Regions from separate parts of the Homo sapiens genome. Here region 2 is linked to region 1. A link is a contact called in ENCODE Hi-C or POLR2A ChIA-PET data. All regions are on one chromosome and are shown on one strand. The core of a region is the stretch at or near the end of the contact, and the rest is flanking DNA. Distances in the headings are between cores, read along the strand shown. Region 1 holds the start of RACGAP1 (Rac GTPase activating protein 1). Region 2 overlaps FAIM2 (Fas apoptotic inhibitory molecule 2).

Region 1 (4,473 bases), core at 1,047-3,546:
GACTAGATTTCCAAGGCTAGGAGTGCTATATTAGGGTGTAAAAACATTTTATGGCTCTTAATAGTGCCAAAAAGTTTTCTAAAAGGGATGTACTAATGCACAGTACTTTCAACAGTGTATAGGCTTACCAGACTCACCAGTTATCTTTTTAAGTTCTGTTACCCCAAATTAACTGCACATTCTTTAAGACCAAATAAGACTGTCTTCTACTTACACTTTGCACTTAAGAAATACCTATTGAATGAAAGTAAACAGGCCAGGCATGGTGGCTGACGCCTCTAATCCCATCATTTTGAGAGGCCAAGGCAGTCTGATCACTTGAGGCCAGAAGTTCAAGACCAGCCTGGCCAACATGGTGAAACCGTATCTCTATTAAAAATAAAAAATTAGCCAGGCATGGTGGTGCACACCTGTAATTCCAGCTACTCCGGAGGCTGAGGCAGAAGAATCATTTGAACCCGGGAGGCAGAGTTTGCAGTGAGCCAAGATCGCACCACTGCACTTCAGCCTGGACCACAGAGCAAGACTCCTTCTCAAAAAAGAAAAAGAAAAAGAAAAAAAAAGTAAACTAGTACAACCTTTATGGAAAACAGTATGGAGACTTCTCAAAGAACTAAAAATGGAACTACCATTCAATCCAGCAATCCCACTAATGGGTATAAGGGTAAGAAATCAGTATATCGGCCGGGCGTGGTGGCTCATGCCTGTAATCCCAGCACTTTGGGAGGCCGAGGTGGGCAGATCAGGAGGTCAGTAGATCAAGACCATCCTGGCTAAAACGGTGAAACCCCGTCTCTACTAAAAATACAAAAAATTAGCCGGGCGTGGTGACGGGCCCCTATAGTCCCAGCTACTCGGGAGGCTGAGGCAGGAGAATGGCGTGAATCCGGGAGGCGGAGCTTGCAGTGAGCCGAGATCGCGCCACTGCACTCCAGCCTGGGCGACACAGCGAGACTCCGTCTCAAAAAAAAAAAAGAAATCAGTATATCAAAAAGACCCCTGCATTGATATATTTATCACAGCAGAATTTACAGTAGCAAAGATACGGTATCAACCTAAGTGTTCATCAACGAAGGATTGGATAAAGAAAATGTAATATATAGACAGACATACACCACAGAATACTACTCAGCCATAAAAAAGAATGAAATCACGTCTTTTGCAGCAACATGGATAGAACTGGAGGCCATTATCCTCAGTGAAATAACTCAGAATGTCAAATACCGCATGTTCTCACTTATAAGTGAAAGCTAATCAATGGGTACACAGACATACAGAGTGGAATAATACACACTGGAGAATACAAAAGATGGGAAGGTGGAGGGGGCTGAGGGTTGAAAAACTACGTATTGGGTACAATGTTCACTATTTGAGTGATGGGGACACTAAGAGACCAGACCTCACCACGACGCGATATATGCATGTAAGAAATCTGCACTTGTACCCCCTAAATATACAAAAATTTTTTTAAGTCCCCTCCAAAAGATAAATACTTATTGAATGATTAAGCTACAGGAAAGGCGCCTTCTCTAAACACCTACAATAACTCGGAAAGCTTATTTACCCGACACATTAGAAAGATAATGCTTTCTTAAAAAAAAAAAGGGCTTATCTACCCACCTACCCCCACTTTCCGACACACACCTCTCGGCCTACGGATGAAATCCTGTGAAGAGAAATGTACGTGAAAGTGTACAAGTAAGGCCTCGTTGTTACTGAGGGTAAGAATCAGGATGAGAAGGACAAGATGTCATTGCCTTGCCTTGCCTCCCTAGACATACGAGACCCACGAAGTAGAGGGGCTCCACTGCAGGCCGCCCGGGCCTCTCAAACACCAGGGCTCTTCCCTTCGAAAACGATGGGGTGTCACTCCAACCACTCTTAAACTCGTATCTGACTGAGAGACTCTTGTTTAGGATGACTCCTGCCCTGGTCCAGCCACCACCTCAAAAAGACGCCCCCGGCTTTCCACAAAACCCGGCGCCAAGACAGAAGCCCCCGACCCTCCCAGGCCGCGTCCATTCGACCTGCCACGACCCCCACCCCAGAAAAGCCCGAGTGGAGAGGCTGTGGCTGCCAGCCTGTCCCGCTGTCCCGCTGTCCCGGACCCCCGCGGCGGCCACGGCTCACCACACGAACACTCTGCTTCCTATCACAATCCAGCGGCAGACGCACCTGGTCTGGCACCCCCACTACTCACTTCAGTCAGCCTGGCCCCACCTGGGCCACCCTTCACTTCGCTCCGCGCCTCACCCAACGGCAGAGCAGCGCCGCGCCCACAGCTCCGGTTTGAAAACCTTCACCAACCAATCACAGAGAAATTTATTCCTCCCGCGCCGTCCCTCTACGGTGTGACGTACGCGTCAGGGCCACGCGGAGGTGACGGGAACGGGAATGAGCATGCGCATTCTGACAAAGCGAAGCCAAAGGTGGCCATTTTGACTAATGTCAACGGTTTTTCGGTTTTTTTTGTTTTTTTTTGCGGTGCCCTTTCCGGAAGTCATTCAGGATGCCATATTGACTAAGGGCAAGTGGTACTTCCTGAATGCGAATTATTCTTGGTCTCACTGTCTGCGGGACTAGGGCCCTTGGAAACGATTAACTGAACAATGTCAGCTCTCACAGTAGAATCAGAAGAATACCAGGAGTTAGAACAGCAGTTAGTTTCAAGCACATTCACTGAGCTATATTATCCCTTCCATTGATGTATCCATTCAGACTTTTATTTGACACACATTGAATGAGCCCACATCATCACAAGCACTCCACTGGGAATCGGAAAAATAAAGATGGTATGGTCTCTACTGTCCAGTAGCTACGAATGGAGGCGATAGCTCTAGAAAACAAAAATAAATACAAAATGAAAATAAAATACTATAATTCCATTTAATAAACGTTATTTAGAACTTGGCATTGTGCTAGCACAGGAGCTTTCATGCTTTTTAAAAACTCTGGACCCACAGTGAGAAATACATTTTACGTTGCAACCGGGTAATGAAAACTCTGCTCATCCTTACTACATGCAAAGTACCCAGAACTCACTACTCAACAACGCATGGCTACCCGCAATTTGGAAAAATACTGGCTGGAGCATACAAGAAGCGCTGTGGTTTAAAGGAAAGATCACTTACTGTCACATTGGTCCTTAATTTAAAAAAAAAAAAAGAAAAGAAAGATCACAGATTTGGGGGAGGGAGATTAGGGAGATGTTGGTCAAGAGATATAAAATTTCAGTTAGAGGAAAATTTAGATCTATTGTACAACACAGTGACTGTAGTTAATAACAAAGTATAATGCATTTGAAAATTGCTAAGAGTAGATCTTAAATGCTCTCACCACACACCTCAATAAAGTATGTGAGGTAATGGATATATTAATTCGCTTGATTTAGTCATTCCACAGTGTATACATACATCAAAACATCACCATAAATATATAAAATTGTATTTTATCCAAAAATCACATCACAAATTTTGTAACCCGAAAATTTGACTCCACTTTTATTTTAGAGACAGGGTCTTACTCTGTCACGCAGGCTGGAGTGCAGTGGCACAATTATAGCTCACTGCAAATATGAACTCCTACACTCAAGGGATCCTCCCTCATACCTAGGACTACAGGCACATGATCAAGGTAATTCTTTTGCTTGTTTGTTTATCTTTTGTAGAGAAGGGTCTCACTATGTTGTCCAGGCTAGTCTTGAACTCCTGGCCTTAGGTGATCCTCCCACCTGAGCCTCCCAAAGCACTGGGATTACAGACAGTAGCACTCCACCTGGCCTTGAACAATAGCAGGCGTTCGGCTGACCCACCCATATTATCACTTTTTAATACTTCTGTACTTCACTTCCTCCAAGTATAATGTAGAAATAATAATCCCATCTCTATCTCACAGGTTTATTCCCAGATCGACTGAGACACAGTGTGGTACACTATCAAAGTTTATACTTGGTAAACTGCAATACAGATTATTATTAATATTATTAAGAAAGGGATGAAGAAAGAAAATATGAACTGTGCATTTGTTATCCCATTTAATCCTCCTAACAACCTTTCAAGGTCAGGAGCATTCATTGATTGCATTAGCCTGTGCCTGCTTAGATACCTATAATAAAATGAAATAAGTAGTAGGACAAAGACATGTATAAAGTACTTTAGGAGCACAGACAAGGAAGCAATTAATCCTATCTGGGGAGTGGGAGTGTTAAAAAAGCCTGCAGAGACTGATCTGAGCTGGGTCTTGTGTGAATAGGAATTTACAGGAGAGAAGGGAATGGAAAATTACTGGCAATAGGAAGATCATGTGACCTCTGAAGAATGAGGCAAGCATATATTTAATAAATACACAAGGCCAGGCACAGTGGCTCATGCCTGTAATCCCAGCACTTTGGGAAGCCGAGGCGGGTGGATCGTGAGGTCAGGAGTTCGAGACCAGCCTGGCCAACATAGTGAAACCGCATCTCTACTAAAAATA
Region 2 (4,473 bases), core at 855-3,354, 160 kb before region 1:
GACAGGTATCCTTCTAGGAGGACGGAGAGGGAGCTTCAAGACACAGAGACACAGAGGAGAAGGCCATATGAAGATGGAGGCAGAGACTGGAGGCGCCATTGCCAAGCAACACTGCGGATCACCTGCAGCTGCCAGAGGCTTGGAAAGTGCTTGCCACAGGCCCTCCCTCAGAGCCTCCAGCAGGAACCCACCCTGCTGACACCTTGGCTTCAGGCTTCCAGCCTCCACAGCTGTGGTGAAATGAATCACTGTTGTTTTGAGCCACCCAGTTTGTGGCAATTTGTATGGCAGTCCTAGGAAAGCTAACAGGCAGTCCAGGTAAGAATGGGTGGTGAGGCAGAAGGGATCTGGAGGCAGGGGGTGGCAAGGGGGCCCAGCGTGTACCCCAACCTAGACCATTCATCCCTTCCATCACACCAGCCCCTGCCCCTCAACATTTTGCACACTTTGAGCCCTGATCCAGGGATCTTCCCTTTCCCCGGCGACACGGCTCAGCACTGCTTCCCCGGTGGGGCTGCATCTTCTCAGGACCCACGGCTGCACGGTCTCGAGCCACAGTGCCTGGTTTCTCTCTTGCACCACCGTTGGTATCTTCTCCCTGTCCTATCTCTCACAATCTGTGGAAGTGCTTTGTATGCAGTGAGCGCTTAATAAAAGTCACTTTTCTCTCCTCAGAGTCCTCTAACTCTTGCCCCAGCCACTTTCCCTACTCCAGCTGAATTTGTGTCCTAACCTTGTCAGAGACAAGGATAACGTCCCCCATGGCTCCAGTGTGATGGCGTTCCCTCCCCTCCCACACAGCGCCCTGGCCCCACATTCCCCACAGGAGCTTGTGGGGTGATCATTAACCCATGCGCCTCCTGACCCCACTTCCAGTCGTTAATTTGTGCGTAAACTTGGACAAATCGCTGCACCCTCTGCTCCTTAGTTTCCTCTCAGGTAAAATAAGAGGGTTGGAGTAGACACATTCACCTATGCATTCCTCCATTCGCTAGTAAGTTGTTTACTGAGACCGTGCGTCATAACTCTGCCTTCAAGGAGCTTTGGTTCTGTAGGGTTGTTGTTTTGTTTTGTTTTTTTTAAGACGGAGTCTTGCTCTGTCGCCCAGGCTGGAGTGAAGTGGTGTAAGCTTGGCTCACTGCAACCTCCGCCTCCTGGGTTCAAGCGATTCTCGTCTCAGTCTCTTGAGTAGCTGGGATTACAGGTGTGCGCCACTACGCCCAGCTAATTTTTGTGTTTTTAGTAGAGACAGGGTTTCACCATGTTGGCCAGGCTGGTCTCGAACTCCTGACCTCAGGTGATCTACCCACCTCGGCCTCCTAAAGTGCTGGGATTACAGGCGTGAGCCACTGAGCCCAGCCAAGGTTCTGTGGTTTTAAAGCTGCCGCTCTGGACAATCTGTCCAGATGCAACCCAGGCATTCCTTCCTTCTGTGTACCTTTTAGGAAGCAGATTTTGGCTCAAAATAAGAAAGACCCTTCTACCAGAACGGCCCACAAACGGACAGGCTTCCACAGAAAGGGGTGAGCCCCTGTTCCGGAGGAGACTCTGGGATTGCTTCTAACTCCGGGATCCTGAGAGCCTCCGTAAAGGGTTTATTGAGCAGGAGAACCAATTTAACCCTGTCCACATGAAAATAAACATGGAGATTTACTTCAAACTCAGCAGCTCTGGTGAGAAGGCTCTCACACAGGTCCGGGTTTGACCCACACAGACTCCACGACCATCTGAGGCAACCAGCACACGGCAGACGAGGGAAACAACTCAGGTGTCACAATTGCTTTTATTTTTATCTCCAGTCAGTCACAGACCCCAGGAAGGTGAGGTCAGGGAAGGGAACAGGTGCGGACACTGGGGAACTTGCAGGAGCTAAGGCCAGTGGACAGCAGGAGTGTCGGGGGTGTGGCAGCTGGCCTGGGTCCCTGGAGCTGTGTCTGCCCTCAGGGACTCAGGAGAACGGCTCAGGGAGGGCTTGGGAGGGGGTACACTGTGTCCGAGAGATGCAACCATCGTTCGGCAAAAGAAAACAGCGGTGGCTGATGAGAAGACAGGTCTGGGGAGGTCTGAGGAGAGCTCGGGCCAGATCCTGCCCCCAACCTCCAGCCACATGGGCCCTCGGTGACTCTCCCAAACCAGGCCCTGCGTTTCCTCAAGCAGCCACTGGAGGGCAGCAAAGTGCTTATGCAAAAATCCCACCCCGCCCAGGAGAGCAGCCAGGACACCTGGGACTTGGCTTCAGGTGGGCCAGGGAAGGAGGCAAGGAGCCTTTTGGAAAATGGGTGTCTGTCCCATCCTGACTCCCTCGGAAGGAAGAGTAGGGAATGGAAGAACTAAGATTCCGGGGCTTCCCCAGGTGATACCGAAGGAGCCATAGGTGTGCCCGGGAATGAGTCCCAGACTCGTGTGTGCCTCCCGGGCCCCCATCTGCAGCTTCCAGAAGAGGACTTCAGTGGGAGACCCCTCAACTCACATTCCGGACAGTCAGATTCCTGGCTGCCTCCAGCTTTACAAAATCCAGCCCACCCCTTCCTGGGCCCAGCCCCACCCAGGCCAAAAATGTGAAGGGCCTGCAGACTCCCTTCCTCCTTTACAGCTTGTGACACCTGCTCAGCTGCGGTTTCCTTAATCTTGCATTCCTGTTCCCCTGCCCTTCCTACTTCTGACGCCTCTCCTGGTGTTTCAGGATTCCTCACTGCCTGGATTGGAGATGGAACGCATAGACTTTGGCCCTGACCCTGCTGCCTACACTGTGGTACCTGCCACCCCCCCTCAGGACCCAGAGTAGGAGGCTGCGGCATCTTCTGCCCGGCTTCCCCAGCTCTGCAAAGAAGCCATTTCTCAAATGGCTGTGATGCGTGTGTGACACTGTTTATTGCCGAGGACCTGTCCCTCCTCCCCCAAGCTTTTGGCACTCAGCCCTGAATAAGCTTCTAAATCCCCAGTTTCTGCAGTAACTTATCCCAGGGAGAGGAGAACTTGGACAAGTAGATTCTAGGAAGCATGACCAAGGCTATCTGACAGTGGCAGGAGAGTGGGGTGCTGGGGCTAACCCTCTGGAACTGAGGCCAGAGATGAGGAGAGGAAACTGAGGGGCCCGGAGGAGAGGAGGTGGAGGAGGGTGGGAACCGGGTGAGAAAGTCAGTGGAGAGAAATGTTCTGGTGCCTCTCCCGCCCTATCCTGGCTATGAACTTCCATGTGGCAGATGGAAAAACTGAATTCCAGACAGCAAGAAACCCTCACCTAATAGCAGGAGCCCGCTGGCAGTGAGGCTAGGAACCAGAAACCAGAAATCTTGCCTCCCAGCTCTTGTCTGGAAGATAGAAACCTCAGAGTGCAAAATCTGGCGAGGGGTTTCAGGAAAGACGGGAGGCCGGGTGGCACTGAGGACAAGAAATCCCCAGGACATCAGGGCCTGACCACCCACCTCTCTGCGCTCTCATGTGGTCTCATTCCGGCCCCCACCCAGGCCCAGGGGCAAGCGTGATACCCTGTTTGCTTGAGGCAGCTGTGGGTCTGAACCCCAGGCCCGCCACTCGCTAGCCGTATGACCTGGGACTCATTACCGAGCCTTTCTGAGCACCTCGGCTTTTCCCTCTGCTACGGACATGAGCAGAGCGCTGTCTCTGGAGGATCACTGCGATGGATTAATTTAGACCAGCACACAGTGGGCATCTCACCCGTGCCCCCAATGCCTTTGCTGCACACACACCACCCGCCAGTTCTTGGCTCCTTTTCTCTTCAAATATCCAAGATGGAACAAAACTTCAAATGCTTCTGCAATGTTTCTTGAAAGCTGGGAGTAGGAAGGGTGGGGAGGGATGGGGCTGGGAAGGAACAGCACACCTCGTCTCCCTTCCCAAGGCAGACGGAGCTCCCAGCACAGGGGAGAGAGAAGAGGAGGAGGGCGAAGCCAAGGGAGGGTCCTGCTAGCCACTCAGAGCCTTCCTGTATCCACACAGTAACTTTCCACTGGCCTGGAGTTGGCCACTGCACATGCTGGCTGCACGCTCCCCCAGTGTGGCCTCCTGGTTCCCTCCCCACAGGCGCCCCTCTGGGGGTTGGAGGGCTGACGCACACCCTGCCTGAGATCCCAGCCGCCTGGAAGCTGATAAGGAGCCCTGGCCTCATTACATGGGACCAGCTGGAGGGACTGGCCCTGGCTGTTAGCATCAGCTGGATGGCTTCCAAATTGGAGAGATGCAGAGATAAGTGGGGGAGCACTTAGGGACTCTGGGCTGAGTGAGTGGCCAGTGAAGCTAGAAGAGATGTGGACTGTGCCAACTATGAAGACCTCAGGAGGCCTGGCTGGGGACGAGCCAGCAAACAGCAGCTGACAGGAAGGGTTTAGGAAATAAGAGGTGCAGAAGGGACTCCCACACAGCCTCGGGTTAGGGCTGAGGCAGAGCAGGGACTCCTTCCAGATGGGGCTGGCCTGGCAGCTACAGCGATTGCCTCCTCCCCCAGAACATCCA

The links. A loop is a pair of places that touch in the nucleus more often than their neighbours do. ChIA-PET counts read pairs that join two places held with the same protein, here RNA polymerase II (POLR2A). Pooled maps may share reads with other maps.
Region 2: a pooled map shows a loop between it and region 1 (2.7-fold over the local background). The contact joins the enhancer-like site here to the promoter of RACGAP1 in region 1. A Hi-C loop is called at or near these places in 3 of 168 maps with a recorded cell type or tissue (Caco-2, endothelial cell of umbilical vein and mesothelial cell of epicardium) and 6 of 50 pooled maps. POLR2A ChIA-PET finds 5 or more read pairs at or near these places in 3 of 52 experiments (H1, HCT116 and MCF 10A).

The regions. Positions count from the first base shown.
Region 1 is chr12:50,023,198-50,027,670 of GRCh38, forward strand. It overlaps RACGAP1 (Rac GTPase activating protein 1), which reads right to left and starts at 2,297. Exons shown (of 17, transcript NM_001319999.2): 1 at 2,201-2,297. RefSeq lists enhancers at 2,160-2,249, 4,109-4,403.
Region 2 is chr12:49,865,132-49,869,604 of GRCh38, forward strand. It overlaps FAIM2 (Fas apoptotic inhibitory molecule 2), which reads right to left. Exons shown (of 12, transcript NM_012306.4): 12 at 1,765-4,473. Among named protein-coding and RNA genes, the nearest start is that of BCDIN3D, 24 kb to the left of the region's middle. Within about 2 kb of position 2,105, at least 8 of the 41 ENCODE cell types and tissues checked have a DNase peak (open chromatin) inside an H3K27ac peak, as active enhancers do.